2 separate regions of the Homo sapiens genome follow, and region 1 is linked to region 2. Evidence: chromatin contacts called from ENCODE Hi-C or POLR2A ChIA-PET data. All regions are on one chromosome and are shown on one strand. The core of a region is the stretch at or near the end of the contact, and the rest is flanking DNA. Distances in the headings are between cores, read along the strand shown. Region 1 overlaps GNG2 (G protein subunit gamma 2). Region 2 holds the start of NEMF (nuclear export mediator factor).

The links. Hi-C counts contacts between places; a loop is a spot of excess contacts on that map. ChIA-PET counts read pairs that join two places held with the same protein, here RNA polymerase II (POLR2A). Pooled maps may share reads with other maps.
Region 1: a pooled map shows a loop between it and region 2 (2.9-fold over the local background). The contact joins the enhancer-like site here to the promoter of NEMF in region 2. A Hi-C loop is called at or near these places in 2 of 37 single-sample maps with no recorded cell type and 3 of 50 pooled maps. POLR2A ChIA-PET finds 5 or more read pairs at or near these places in 4 of 52 experiments (CD4-positive, alpha-beta T cell, GM10248 and activated T-cell).

Annotation. Positions count from the first base shown.
Region 1 is chr14:51,863,587-51,868,401 of GRCh38, reverse strand. All of the region lies in intron 1 of GNG2 (G protein subunit gamma 2), which reads right to left. Among named protein-coding and RNA genes, the nearest start is that of GNG2, 5.4 kb to the right of the region's middle. RefSeq lists an enhancer at 1,761-1,980. Within about 2 kb of position 2,006, at least 4 of the 41 ENCODE cell types and tissues checked have a DNase peak (open chromatin) inside an H3K27ac peak, as active enhancers do.
Region 2 is chr14:49,851,307-49,855,481 of GRCh38, reverse strand. It overlaps NEMF (nuclear export mediator factor), which reads left to right and starts at 2,694. Exons shown (of 33, transcript NM_004713.6): 1 at 2,694-2,787; 2 at 3,607-3,675; 3 at 3,817-3,919. The coding sequence starts at 2,729. It also overlaps RN7SL3. RefSeq lists a silencer at 1,585-1,644 and an enhancer at 2,448-2,687.

The DNA of each region.
Region 1 (4,815 bases), core at 757-3,256, 2.0 Mb before region 2:
CTGTCAATGGTTCCAATCCTGGTTGATTCTGATTTAATTACTCTGAGGTGAGGTTGGGACATGATATTTTTTTCAAACTACCCTCTCAGTGATTTCTAATGTGCAGTTAGACCTAAAAACCACTGGTTTATGTGTTTACTGAGTCTCTCTCAATACTCGAATGTAAGTTTCAAGAAAACAACCGACCAGTTTTGTTCATCCTAGTCTCCCTGGCATCTTGACGAGCACATGGCACATTGCAGACATTAGGACTTTGAACACATCGATTAATTCTATTGTAATTATATTTCTGTATTTGTCTGTTTTCCCCATGAGTTTGTGAGCTCTTAGAGGACAAGTACTATGTCTAGCCCACTCTGCATCAAAAAATGAGTCACTCAAGAATGTTCATTAAATAAATGAATGATAAACAAACTGCATTGTGTGGTATAAGGAAGACAAAGATGAAACCAGATGTGACCGCTGTCCTCAAAGAGCTTGGAGTGTGGTCAAAAAAAAAAATTATGCAGATTGCTGTTATACACACTAGAATGAGCTAGATGCTGTGATGAAAGAACAAAAGATTTCAGAGGAGCATTGTTTTTTTATTGGGGAAAAAAGGGAAGAAACCAAGGGAGGCTTCATGAAAGAGGCAGCATTTGAACTGAGCTTTACAGGACAGATGGAATTTGGTTATTCAGAGAAGTAAGACTGTGGGGACAAAGTGTGGAAGGGGAAGCAGGAACTAACTTATCCTAGGCGGAGAGAAAAGAACTCAAAAAACAAGTCAGCCCAGCTGGAGGTTAGGAGGGCCTCAACTAAGACACCGGCTATAAACATGGAAAAGAGTCAGTATCAAGATATTTTCCCAATCACAATTGCAAGGAGCCATGCAACTTCCTGCAACTAGAGGTGCTTGGTGAGGAAGACAGTGAAGTTGAATTGTCATAACTGAGGTAATGATAAATGGGGTGTCATTAACAATTATGAAATCAGGTGAGGAGCTGGTTTTGAGGAGTGGGAAAGGTGATGGTGAGCACAGTTTTGGACATGTGAGTTTCATTTTCTGTGGGTTGGATGTTCTGGTGAATTTGCAGGCAGCTTGCTGTACAAGCTGAGAGAGGAGGTGAATGATTAGGATGCTTCATCAGATTTGGGACTGACCCACACAGCAACAGTGACTAAAATCACAGGACAGAATTTGATTAGGGAGAGGGAGAAATTAAATGGCCAAAGACTCGTATCTTGAGAACACTCATATTTGGGGAGCAGGAACTGAAGTTAGTGAAGTTGGAGCCCGCAGAGAGGTAGGAGGAGATTTGTTTCATCTACTTCTTAATTACTTTGTGTGCGTATGGAAAAACTAAGCATGTTTACAGGGAAAGAGGAAAGGACCAAGAAAGAGAAGAAACTAAATATGTAGGAAAGACAGAATTATTGTCACAACATAATCCCTTAGAAAGTAAAAGGGAATGGGATAGAGAGTCCAAGTAGAGGGTTTATTCTTGGCTTAAAGGAAAGATGATGTTAATTTGACTTAGGAGGAAGAGGAGAATGAATGATGTGAATGACGCAGATCTTTCTGTCCCCCTACATACCCATATGTTGGAACCTGATCCCCAGTGCAATGGTATTAGGACATGAGGCCACCTTTGGAGGTGATTGGGTCATGAGTATGGAGTCCCATGAATGGGATTAGTGCCCTTATAAGAGAGACTGGAGAGAGCCAGCTGGCCCCTTCTGTCATGTGGGGACACACAGAAAGTGCTGTCCACGGCCTTTGCCAGACATCAAATCTGCCAGTACCTTGATCTTGGACTTTCCAGCCCATAGAAGTGTAAAAAAAAAAAAAGATTTCTGTTGTTTCTGGGTTACCTCATCTTTGGTAATTTGTGACAGCAATTCAAATGATCTAAAATAAAGGAAGACGTGGGGAAATTCTAAGGTGGTAAGAATGAGGTTGAGGAAGTCTGTAATATGTGCCTTCTCAGAAAGACAGAAAGTGAGGTCACTTCTAACGCACAAAGGCAGTAGGGACTTGGTTGAATGGTTTCCATTGAAAATGCACAGGACAGAGTGAAAAGTGAAATAAAAAAGGAAGAAGGAAAGAATTTTGAAAGAACAGCAATGGCCCTGCGGAGATGCAGTGAATCTAGAGTAGAACCAGTCAGCCCAGTTTTCAGCCCCTCTCCTCTACCTCTGAGTGCTGGGTTCCTGGGAAGAGGATCAGGGGAATGCCTGACCCCACACCCGGGCTGGCCAGGGAGCAAGGGAAGGCCAGGGAACAGGGAAGAAGTGGTCAAGAGACTGGTTTTTCAAAGCTTTTTCATTAACAGCTTGACTGTTTACACATATTTGCCAAGAGATAAAGGGGCTGATCCTGTCTTATCTCCAGCCTCTGTATACAGTAGTACCACTTCTAAGAAACATGTTATCACTAAAGTTTGAGAATTGAGCTCCCTTTTTTTTTTTTCAGTGTTTAATGAAGTCCTCTAGAGATTGTCTGAACACTGACTCCCACTAAATACAACTTGTTGTCTTTAACATAAGAATTTTCAAGAACCATATATTTACAGATATCTCTAATACTCTTACCTGAAAATTTAAATCTCTATTCCACAGTGGCATCTTTCACACCTGAACAAGTTTGTACACAGAAACTCCATATTTACATAGGGTACTAAATGTAAACCGTCTACTCTTTTTTTTTAAACAAAATATTTTAGTCTTACAAACAATTTTAAATGTGACAACATATAAAGACTTTGCCCTAATATGAGGTAAGTGAAATGGAGTTGTAACTGGGAGGTGAGGAATTAATGAACTGTTTAACTCTAAATTCCAGGCCTATTTTATTATCCCTTATGAAGAGGTCAATATAGGCTAGGTCACCCCCCAGATCATTTTTAGCTCTACCATTCTAGCATGTCCTAGGCCAGGGACTAAGTCCTTTATAAATTTTTTATTATATTTTTAATTGAAAAATAAAAATTGTGTATATTTATGGGGTACAATGTGATGTTTTGATACATGTATACATTGTGATGATCAAATCAGGCTAATTAACATAGTCATCATCTTGGAGGTGAGGGTGGGAGGGTGGAGACTAAATCTCGACACAGCTCTGCAACTCTCCTCTCCCACCCAGATCTAGTAAAGACAGGCACCTGGCTTCTCCCAGTAATTGTAGAATGAATAGATGTGCACATTAAATAAAATTAGGGGTCATTATTTGCAAACTTCCCTCCACCCCTGGCCCCCAGCACATGGACAAAGTGCATTACAGAAAGTTAACATTAATTATTCAGGAGCTCTTCAAACCATTCAAGGTCAACGTCTGACCCCACATCGTAAAGCTCAGATACTGTTGCTATTCAATAGGGTCCCTGCTAATTGTTCTGCCCAGCTCTCCTCAGCCTCACCATACCCTGCCTCACCAGTTTAAGGATTAGGAGTAAAATCTGTCGTGGAAAAGGAAACAGAGGATTCATTATTTTTAAAAGTGAAATTTTGGTTAGGATCACACTTCATTAGTAGAAACTTGTTGTCTCAGAAACTTGTTGTATTGTTTAACTACTGTAGCCCCTCCCCACAAGTTACTGCTCCCCCTTATAAAGGATTTCAGAGCAATTTAGTACTTTAGTTTCTCCCCTCCCTTTCTGGCCATGATACCTACTGAGCATTTTTCTCTAATGAGGGGACCAGAAAAGCACTGAAGAAACAGCTCTCCAGTGCCTCCGTAGTGGTAGCCTGGTCTGAGATTTGACCAGCAGAATCACTGGTGTGACTGTCTACAATAAAGGTTTGAATTTCACTATCAGGTTCTGGACATCACCAACTAGCAGAAGCTATGCACATTTTCTTACTCTGTCCTTTTGATTTCAAATGTTACTTTTGAGAGGAGTATTTTATTTACGCAGGGATAATACTGTTGTATAAAGGAGGTTAAATACGAAGATTATGATTATTATCTAATGACACATTATGTTAAAAGATCCTGCCATTTGCAAATGTCTCTTCAAAAATTTGATTAAAAATTTGCAAATATTCTCAACACAGTATTTCTGGGGAAAAACATCAGCAAGGAATATGAATAGACATTTTTCTAAGAAGATATACAAATGGCCAATGAGCACAAGAAAAGATGCTCAACATCACTAGTGATTAGGAAAATGCTCATCAAAACCATAAAGAGATACCACTTCATACCTCTTAAAATGGCTATTATCAAAAACATAAATAAAAAACAAAATAAATATTGATGAGAATGTGGAGAAGTTGGAATCCTTGTTCATTGCTGGTGGGAATGTAAAATAGTGCAGCTGCTATGGAAAACAGTATGGCAATTCTTCAAAAATTAAATATATAATTACTGTGTTCCATCATTTTCACTTCTGGGTTCCCAAAAGAAGTAAAAGCAGGGACTCTAACAGATATTTGTACACCCGTGTTCATAGCAGTATTATTTACAATAGCCAAAACATGGCCCGAGTGTCCATCAAAAGAGAATAAACAAAGTATAGTCTATACATTCAATGGAATATTATTCAGCTTAAACAGGAAGGAAATTCTAGCACATGCTACAACATTGATGAATCTTAAAGACATTATGCTAAGTGTATTAAGCCAGTCACAAAAGGACAAATATTGTATGACTTCACATATATGGGATACTTGGTCACATTCATAGAGACAGAAGTAAAATGGGGGTTTCCAGGAGCTGAGAGAAGGAGGGAAAGAGGAGGTATTGATTAATGGGTATAGAATTTCAGTTTTGCAAGATAAAGACAGTTCTATGGATGGACGGTGGTGATGACAGCACATCAATGTACTCGC
Region 2 (4,175 bases), core at 1,445-3,944:
CCAATTTTTTTTTTTTTTTTTTTTTTTTTTTTTTATTAGACAGGGTGTTACTCTGAAGCTCCTGCTGGAGTGTGGTGGCACAATTATGGCCACCATGCCTTGACCTCCTGGGCTGAAGGGATCCTCCTGCCTCAGCCTCCCATGTAGCTGGGACCATAGGTACATGCCATCACACCTGGCTAATTTTTTTATTTTTTTGTAGAGATTGGTGAGGGGGCCTCACTATGTTGTCCGGGCTGGTCTTCTGGGCTCAGGCCATCTGCCAGCCTTGGCCTCCCAAGGTGTTGGAATTATAGGTGTGAGCAACCCGGCCCAGCCATGTGATGTTTTGATGTATGTATACACTGTGAGATGATTACTACAATCAAGCCAATTAACACATCCATAACCTCACACTTTGTATGTGTGTATTTGATATCCACTTTCTTAGCAAATTTCTGTTTTTTATTTTAATTTAACTTTTATTTTAAGTTCATGGGGTATATGTGCAGGTTTGTTATATAGGTAAATTTGTGTCATGGGGTTTGTTTTACAGGTTATTTCATCACCCAGGTATTAAACCTAGTACCCATTAGTTATTTTTGCTGACCCTCTCCCTCCTCCCATTCTCCACCCTCTGATAAGCGCCAGTGTGTGCTGTTCCCCTCCATGGGTCCATGTGTTCTCATCATTCAGCTCCCATTTATAAGTGAGAACATACGGTATTTGGTTTTCTGTTCCCATGCAAATTTCAAGCATACAATACATTACTATGAACTATAATCAGCATGTTGTACATTAAGTCTCCATAACTTACTCTACTTACAACCGAAAGTTTGTGCATTTTGACCAGTATCTTCCCATTTCCCCTACATCCCAAGTCCTGGAAACCACATTTCTGCTGTCTGTTTCTATGAGAAACTTCTAGATTCCACGTATAAGTGAGATCATGCAGTATTTGTCTTTTTATGTCTGGCTTATTTCACTTAGCATAATGTCCTCCAGGTTCATCCATGTTGTTAAATCCATGCCAGTTGCAAACAGCAAGATTTATTTCTTTTTTGAAAGCTGAATAATATTCCACTGTATGTATGTATGTGTGTGTGTGTGTGTGTGTACATATATATTTGCACTCATTATCCGTTCATCCATTGATGAAAAGTAGATTATCCCTATATCTTGGCTATTGTGAATAATGCTGCAATGAACATGAACATATATCTTCAGGATAGTGATGTTGTTGCTAGATCACATGGTAATTCTATTCTTAATTTTGTGAGGAGCCTTTATACTGTTTTGCACAATGGCTCTACTAATTTACATTCCCATCAACAGCATACAAAAGTTCCCTGTTCTCCACCTTCTCCCCAATGCTTTCATATTTTGGGCCATTCTGTATGGTTTACTGTACCGTATGACAGTAATGCTGTGCAGTATGTGCTATAGCCATTTTTGCATCTACTGGTACCAGTTCTGAAATAGCAGCGGCGCCCTTTCTGTTTAGAGTCGCCTTCTGGTGGTAGGAATTCTGGTTGCTACCATGTGTAGCCTGCAAGCCTCTAGCAGCTCTTTTGCAGCGACGCCGAGCGCCGGGCGCGGTGGCGCGTGCCTGTAGTCCCAGCTACTCGGGAGGCTGAGGCTGGAGGATCCCTTGAGTTCAGGAGTTCTGGGCTGTAGTGCGCTATGCCGATCGGGTGTCCGCACTGAGTTCGGCATCAATATGGTGACCTCCCGGGAGCGGGGGACCACCAGGTTGCCTAAGGAGGGGTGAACCGGCCCAGGTCGGAAACGGAGCAGGTCAAAACTCCCGTGCTGATCAGTAGTGGGATTGCGCCTGTGAATAGCCACTGCACTCCAGCCTGGGCAACATAGTGAGACCCTGCCTCTTTTGAGTTCTCACCTTATAAAGTAGCCTTTCTTCCCATGCATCTATCCTAAGACAAAAGAAATGCAGAATTTACATTCTTACAGGACTATTTTCCTCACTACACTGTGAATCCCCCCTCCCACCCCACCCCCATTGGGAATCTTCTTGTTTTTATTTTTATCTTATTTCACCATTATCTAGCTAAACACTTGCACATTCATGCTGCCAAGTGTTTATGGAGCACCGATTGTACACCAGGTACTGCGGTGAGTCTCAGGGGTACCAAGACCGAGGTTCGATGAGAATCCTGTAATCAATTGCAGAATGCTCCTTCCGAGAGCAGGACCCATCAAAATAGGAACTCCGTTTTGAGAGTTCGCCTCGATCGTTGAGGATAATCTTAGAAGGACCGAAGCAGTTCCGTTTCGTTACATTTCAAAATCTTATGTCAAAGTAAGCGCGCAGAAAGGGGTCCTTGCTCTTCTACACTGAGCCCTACGGCCCCCCTGTGGGGAAATACTCCTGATAATCATCTCGAAAATTGTTTCGACCAGCAGGGGTCACTATGAAGGCTGACTTGAGCCCAAGACACAATGGGGCACGGTAACCAGACTGGTCCGTAAGGGTTCCAGGAAGGAATGCAGTTTCAAGAGAACAGTTTGAATCTTTATTCGAATTTGAATTTTGGTACAATGAAGAGAGTCAGCTGCAACTTGACAATCGAAATCTTCAGAAAAGCGACACAAATACGTTCGCCTCGAGGAATATTGGGTCTTCTGCGCGGCCGTAGAGCTCCGCCAAGTGCGCCTGCGCGGAGGAGAAGTGGCGTCGAGTCCGGCCGGGCAGTAGAGGAACTTGCGGTAGTGACCCTCGGGCCTCGCCATGAAGAGCCGCTTTAGCACCATTGACCTCCGCGCCGTACTCGCGGAGCTGAATGCTAGGTACAGTACCCTAAGTGACGAGGCTCGTGTGGGGAGTGCAGGAGGCAGAGGCCGGAGTCCCATGGCGCAAACAGACCAGCTTGATATGTTTCCTTATTTCCTAGTGCGTCTATGGACCTGCCTAGGCCTGAGTGGGCAGGCGTGTGGTGTCTTTCCCGTGACCCTTAGGATACCCCTGGGGGTCCCAGGCACCTCGTGCCCCATCCCCCGCGTCCTCCCAGCTCTCTGGCTTGCCCCGCTAGCGCGAAGCTCTTGCATTGTTGGCCTGGGTTGTCCGGGTTGGGCAGGAAACGTTTGTTAAAACACGAGACGCCAGAGTGGTCGTTTGCTTCAGAGGTTTCCAGACTGGGGGCTTGGTTTCTTGAACACCTCCCTCCCCTCACCCCAGAGAGAGAGAGAGCATCGCGGTTTTAGCTGGATTGAGCAGATTTGGACTGAGATCTGGATTCTAGTCTGGATTCTATTATTCAGCCCTGTGAGCTTTGTCATATTTTCGGGGCCCTCTTTTATCTTTTTTTTTTCTCCCTTGTAATAAATTAATTGGATTATATTTTACTGTATTTCTCCCCCAAAATTGGGTCATTTGGAAGACGCAAGCTATAGTGTGTTGTTCCTAGAGCTGATAGACCACTTCTGTTTTTAAATCGTTACTCTTAAGTTTTGAACTGAATCTCCAAATGGCTTTCAGACTCTGCTCCTCGGCTGACTCCATATCCTTAGAGACTGAGATCCGCTCTTTCGAAGCTTTTATTAAATTATGTGTAGTTTTATGTTTCAGACAATAGTGTAACATGTTACATGTTTCCTTTATCTTTGCAGCTTGCTAGGAATGAGAGTAAACAATGTTTATGATGTGGATAATAAGACATACCTTATTCGTCTTCAAAAGTAAGAACATTTTATAGGCTTATTTTCTCTTTGACAATTAAGTATGAGATTACTGATTTTTTTTAACCTACATTTTAAGCCTGTTTAGCAATTAGCTTTGGCATATACCCTAAAGAAAAATTCGACTTTTTTCTTCTACAGACCGGACTTTAAAGCTACACTTTTACTTGAATCTGGCATACGAATTCATACAACAGAATTTGAGTGGCCTAAGAATATGATGCCGTCTAGTTTTGCCATGAAGGTAAACTTGTTACGCTTGAAGCTAAATTTTAAGAGATTGCTCACTAACAATTAAGTTTTTAATTGGGGTTTCCTTCACTGTTACGAATAAAGTGCAGATAAAATGAAGGTAAAGGGAGTGGTTGACAGATAATGGGTTGAATAAAGTGAATATTTATTAATTGATTTCTCCCCATTACCTTTCACATCCTGTTCTGCTCCAGATCTTCTGTTTCCACAGTCACTATTAGAGTTCAAGCTTTTATCACATTCAGCCT